Regions from separate parts of the Homo sapiens genome. Here region 1 is linked to region 2. A link is an interaction called in ENCODE POLR2A ChIA-PET data of the cell type or tissue named here. Cell type or tissue: Panc1. All regions are shown on one strand. Each heading gives the region's core, and the rest is flanking DNA. Links, peaks and the distances in the headings are about the cores only. Region 1 has its middle 180 kb from the start of FGF1. Region 2 has its middle 13 kb from the start of SPRY4-IT1.

Region 1 (2,912 bases), core at 96-2,595, 200 kb before region 2:
TTGAGCCCAGCAGATGAAGTGACTTGCCCGCGTTCACATACTTAGTAAGTGGCAAGCTGGAATTTGAACTCAGGCAATCTGGCATGAAGTCCTTGTTCTTAACCACTACATTCATCCCTGGAATGTATTTAATTGAACACCTCCTATGTGTCAGGTATGATAGATGCTGGGGATACAGCTATGAACAAAACAGCCAAAAGTTCCTCATGAAGCTCAGGTGGGAACTGAGGTTCAGAGAGGCAGAGTGATTTGCCTAAGGTCACAGCACAGTTGGTAGAGGTGGGATTTGAACTGGAGTATCCTGACTCCAGGGTCCATTCTCTGCTCTCTAAAACAAAATGGGAGCCACTGGCCCAGGCAGCCTCTGTAAACTATAAGAAAAAAAAATGGGGATGAGTAGTGGAATGCAGCAGCTGTCCCCCTACCTCTGAACAAGGTCCCTTGTCAGTGGTGTTCACTCAGGCTGCCTTATGATGGTAGAAGGAACAGTAGGTGACCGGGGAGTCAACTGGTCTACCACAAGGCAGAGGCAGAGACCTTCTTCTACCTCTGTTGTCAGGATGGCTCAACATCTGGGGGCATTTTGAGGAGCTGGTGAACTTCAATGTCAACCCTCCAGACTGCAAACAGGCTAAGGCATCTGACCCAACTCTTCCAGCACCAGGGGCAGGTCTTCTCCTAAATTTGCCACGGAATAATCTGAATTCCACCTGGAGAACAAAATGACTTATTAAGTGAAAGCAGACGTCATTCTCCAGGTCCAAGGGTAAAAGCTCTGAGGGTGCATCTGCACTTTCAATGAAGCAGAAATGTTGTGTCCTGAGACTTCCAACACCTAAAGATAAACACATTTGAGGGGATGGAGGTGCCAGAAGGAGCCGGAAATGTGCTTTTCAATTTTTTTTTCTTCCTTGGAGAGAAAAACATGAAAAAAGGAAAAGGTAATTTAACCTGAATAAATGTGATGCAATTTCCTGTTTTGAATTAAGTTTTAACTAGAACAATTGCAAAAGCAAAGAAGGCAAAGGGAACAGAATGAGGGGGATAAAAGAAAAAAAAGGGAAAGATGAAAAAAGTAGAAAGAAAGAGACAAAATAGCAAAGAAATTTTCTTTTCCATAAAAGAAAAATATATATATAAGATGAAGTGGCAAGGGACAGTGATGGAAGATAACAGGAAAATGAAAGGGAGAGACTAAAATCGAGATACCGAAGCAGAGGAAAAGCAGAAAAGAAGGATGGTAATTTTCTGTGTCAGTTTTCCAAATGACTCTCTCCACCTGGGGCTCTGGCCACCCCCTCCCTTTAGCTGCTGCTCAGGGACTCTTTATCAGTCTATTGAAGAGGCAGGAGGCTATCAGTTTACAAGAAGAGAGGAAGCAGAGGAAGAGGAAAGAAAGCAGACAAATTACTAAATGAGGAAGCCAATTATCCAGTGCACCATACTTCAAGCTGTCAGTAGGCTGCTATTCCTCAGGCACCTTTGAGCAAAGTGGGACTTAGAACTCTAGAGCTTGCTGCCATCTGGCCTTTCCAATAAGATAATCTATACAGACTTCCCCTAGCACATTCACATCAAATTGCCAGCATCCGGAACACAAGCTCTCCAACCCAGAGACCTGTATTCCAGTACCACCAGCACACACACAATCACAAAAGCAGAAGAGGTCTCCAAATAAAACTGCCCAGGGTCCACTTTGGTTTCCTACCTGGACAACTAAAGCGTTTATCTGGAGGTTTCTGCTGAGTTCTCTAACAGCAACAAACATAAAAAAGCCAAAAGCAATAGGCATTTGCTTCGGTCAAGCAGCCAAAGATGGTACAGGGTAAAAGATCTTTTGCGACTGCCAAAGGCCAGTGCATGGAAGGCAGCCCGGCGCACGGTGTCTTAACTTACGGAGATTTCTTTAATCTTACATAAAACCCTGACAAACACTCCTGCAGAACAAAGTAAACATCATCTAATCTAGCTGTACGACAGCGGCCACATACAACTTGATGTGGGGGGTTGAGAGCCAAGAAATGTCAGACAGGAAGGAGATCGAAACGTCTGGAAAGGAATCCAGTCAGTCAGTGGCAGAGTCCACTTTGGAAGAAATATGAATTACAGAAAAGAGCTGAGCATGGGGCAGATAGCACAATAACATCGGCACCTTGAATAAGCTGCCTAACACGCTCTGGCAGTGGAGACTTCTGAAAAGTTAATATTTATGATATACTAGATTTTCTTGTTCCCTCAAGAAAGTCATGTGGCGTGGTTGGCTTGAATCTGAAAGAAAGCTAAGAACCTCGAGAAAAGGAAAATGTCAGGTCTGTAGTCGTCAGCTCTGTAGTCATCAGGTCCCTGAGGAATAATAGATACTGACATTTCAGCAACTACAACTCTGAGTCCGGCTGAAAGCAGAAATGGTGAATCGGTTTGTCCCCTCACCAGCAGTCTGCATAATTCTGTAAACAACTCTCCTTCTCTATAGAGAGAGGCGACTATAACTCTGGAAAACATTGACAGAGACTAATACACCCACCTTCATGCTCCACAGGGTAAAACTGATTAGTCATAGTCACAGTTCCTATGACAACATTTTTCAGTGTGAGGCCTGCGGGCTACCTGTATCGGAAAAACCGGGGGAACTTGTTGACAATATCCATCGCTGAATCAAAATTTCTTGGGAGTGGGGCTCGAGAATCTACCTTTCTGAAGTAGCTCTGTTGGGGATTCACATGCCCTCTAGAGTCTAAAAAACACTCTTCTGTCTCTTGTTAATGATGGAAACTTCCCTTCCTTCTTTCTCTCTCCCTCCATCCATTACAATTTTCACCTCAGGCACTGTGTTCTTTGTGAAAGATACACAAGACACAGCTCACACTGAAAATGGCCGTAGCAAGAAACGCTCACATATGTAAAAGTGTTCC
Region 2 (2,912 bases), core at 106-2,605:
TCTATAATATTAATAAGCCCTCAGGTAACAGTGGCCAAGTGGCCTTATAAAATAATCATTACAGTAATTATCACTTCTGAGTACAGATGCATTATCATTTATATACATAGAGAGACAGAGAGAGAGAGAGAGAGAGAGATGGAGTCTCATTCTGTCACTCAGGCTGGAGTACAGTGAGTGGCATGATCTCAGCTCACTGCAATCTCTGCCTCCCAGACTCAATTCTTCTGCCTCAGCCTCCTGAGTAGCTGGAATTACAGGGTGAGCCACCCCGCCCGACCATCATTTACAATCTTGAAAACAGTCAAATTAGGTTGATATAATCAACCCCATTGTATAGAGGAGAAAACCAAAGGTCGGAGAGATAAAGTCACTTGCCCAAGGCCACACAGCTGATAAGTGGTAGACCTGGAATTTTAACCCGAGGATATGCCTCCAAAGTCAGTGCACTGCTCGCTAAGGCCCCCTCTTTGAGATCAATTCAATTCGCACCTGCCCTGGGTTGCTTTCCTGTGTCCCCAGAAAGAGGCTTCCTTCCCACTTGTGCTTCTATAGAAGTTGATAGAATATGTAGTTTGTTTCAACAAATAACACATAGACTAATCAAGATAGGACTTGAGCCCAGGTCTAACCACTGAACCACAACAACGCTGTTCTCAAACTGATCTCAGGAAGGATCTTCTATTACCACACGACATTGCTTTTGGCCAGCTTTCCTGATTTCTTCTACAACAGAAAGAATAATTTGGGCTGTGATGGCCAGAGACTATTTGGGGAAGGGGCAATAATCTTACAGAGAAGAGAGGGGGCTGTAAATTGCTTCAGATAATTCAAAAAGTCAGGGTCTGGCTGGGCATGGTGGCTCACACCTGTAATCCCAGCACTTTGGGAGGCCGAGGCAGACAGATCACTTGAGGTCAGGAGTTCGAGACCAGCCTGGTCAACATGGTGAAACTCTGTTTCCACTAAAAATACAAAAATTAGCCGGGCATGGTGGCAGGTACAGACCGCTGCTTGAGTCACCACTCTGCTACCTTCACTAGCTGTGATCTTGGGAGAGTGACTGCCCTTCTAATAATAGTTGGCACCAATAGTAATCCCAACTACTGAGGAGGCTGAGGTGGGAGAATCGCTTGAACCTGGGAGGCAGAGGCTGAGTGAGCAGAGATCATACCACTGCACTCCAGCCTGGGCAACAGAGTAAGACCCTATCTCAAAAAAAAAAAAAAAAAAAGTCAGCATCTGGTGGCTTTGTGGAAAAGATGTATTACACAGAGACAGAGGGGTGCAGGCCACTCCTGCTCTTCCAGGGGCAAAGACACATTCCTCCTGTGCCAGCCTTGGAGTCAGATGGATGGGGCAGGACCAGAGAGCCAAAGCAGCTGGGGTGCAGTGGAGGGGGTAGGAGTTGGGGAACCCCATGTTACAAATAGTGCTCCACTCAACCCTGCCAGGCCACGCCTTGACCATTTCCCTGGCCAGCCCTGGATTACTAAAGCACTCTAAGATGCACCTCTAACAGGATTCAAGAACTAGTGTCCATCTAGCCAGGGCCAGTTCCCAGAGTGTGCCTGGCATGGGCCTTGGTGCTCTCTGAGAAGTGACTGCTCCTTCCACGGGCCACTCCTCTTAGAACAACATGGTGGGGAAGAGCGCACAGAGCCTTACAGCCCGCTGCGTGGGCCACTGCTCTGCCGCCCTCATTAGCTGTGATCTTGGGAAAGTGGCTGCCCTTCTAATAGTAGTTGGAAGATTAGATTGTGACTTTGCACAGCACTCAGCCCAGCACTGACAACTGTTGTTAATATCTGAAAGACTGGAGAGCAGAGAATAGAAGAACTCGCCTCTCCTCTCCTCTTAGCCTCAGTTTCTTCATCTTCAGCCTGGCAGTCTGGACCACGTAGGCAGGAAGTCACAAGCTTTTGGCCCACAGTGTTTCAAAAACTGTTGGTTGTCATCATTCAGAAATTAAGAGGTTTCAAATTACGATGAAAACTTTTCTTGAAAAATACCGAGAGCTGCCCTGCTGGGCCCCCATTCCCTAAGGCAGCGATGGGCTAGAGCAGAAGGGCAGCTTCCCTTCCCAAACCAGGCACAGCCCTTCAGTCTCCTTCAGCAGCTCTCCCAGTTAAGTGCCACTGCCCAGTTCCCCTGGGCTGGGTGCCCGTTGCCATCAATCATTGTGTTTGCACCTTGATGTCTCTTACGCCTCGCCTATTTTCTCATTTCTGCTACCCGCTGGACTCTCCGCGCTTGATGCTGGCTGGCGTCAGGTCTGACTGGCCTCCTTGGGCACTTTAAGTCAAACCATCATAATGTCCCAACCCCCGTCTGGTGGCTTCCTAAGGATGCCCACCCCGCAAGCCTGTGACTCAGATGCAGTTTCCAGAGTCATCATCCCAGAAAGGACTGAGGTTGTAGAGGCCAGTGGTTCCTAGCCCAGAATTTGTCTGTGTGTTGAGGCATTGGGGGTTAAAGAGGGAGGACTGTTGGTGAACCTTTTGATATTATAGATAAAGTTCTGTGTGTTTGTGTGTGCTTTTTTTCTGAGGGACGCTTTCCAGATTCTCAGAGAGGTAAGTGGCCTCCCCAAAATGTGAGGGTTCAATCACTGGTTTAATCCACCTACTTCTGTTCTGTGGATGGAGATGTGAGACCCTGAGAGGAGACAAGCGGCTTGCCCAAGGTCCCACAGAAGCTTAGTTGCAAAGCCAAGAACAGCAGCCAGGTTTTCTATCTCTCTAGGAAATTGTGGTTTTATGAACCAATCTATAGCGTCTCCAAAAAAAAAATTCTACAAAAGTGACATCACCCTTAATGATGTATCAGTAACACTCCCACTTGGCCATACCCTGATTCTCCCTGTTCTGCATCTGATTCTTTGCCACCACTCCTACAGTGAACGGTGATTT

What was found. ChIA-PET counts read pairs that join two places held together with the same protein. Peaks named below come from ENCODE experiments on the same cell type or tissue, not always from the same donor. Only the 100,000 strongest peaks of a DNase experiment are listed, where the experiment ranks them.
Region 1: POLR2A ChIA-PET joins it to region 2 with 6 read pairs; 2 of 35 experiments call an interaction of 5 or more read pairs at or near these places.

Annotation. Positions count from the first base shown.
Region 1 is chr5:142,507,285-142,510,196 of GRCh38, reverse strand. No RefSeq gene overlaps it. Among named protein-coding and RNA genes, the nearest start is that of FGF1, 180 kb to the left of the region's middle. In Panc1, for the core only: no CTCF peak of the experiment used is centred there; no DNase peak of the experiment used is centred there; H3K27ac peaks cover 382 bases.
Region 2 is chr5:142,303,672-142,306,583 of GRCh38, reverse strand. No RefSeq gene overlaps it. Among named protein-coding and RNA genes, the nearest start is that of SPRY4-IT1, 13 kb to the left of the region's middle. In Panc1, for the core only: no CTCF peak of the experiment used is centred there; no DNase peak of the experiment used is centred there.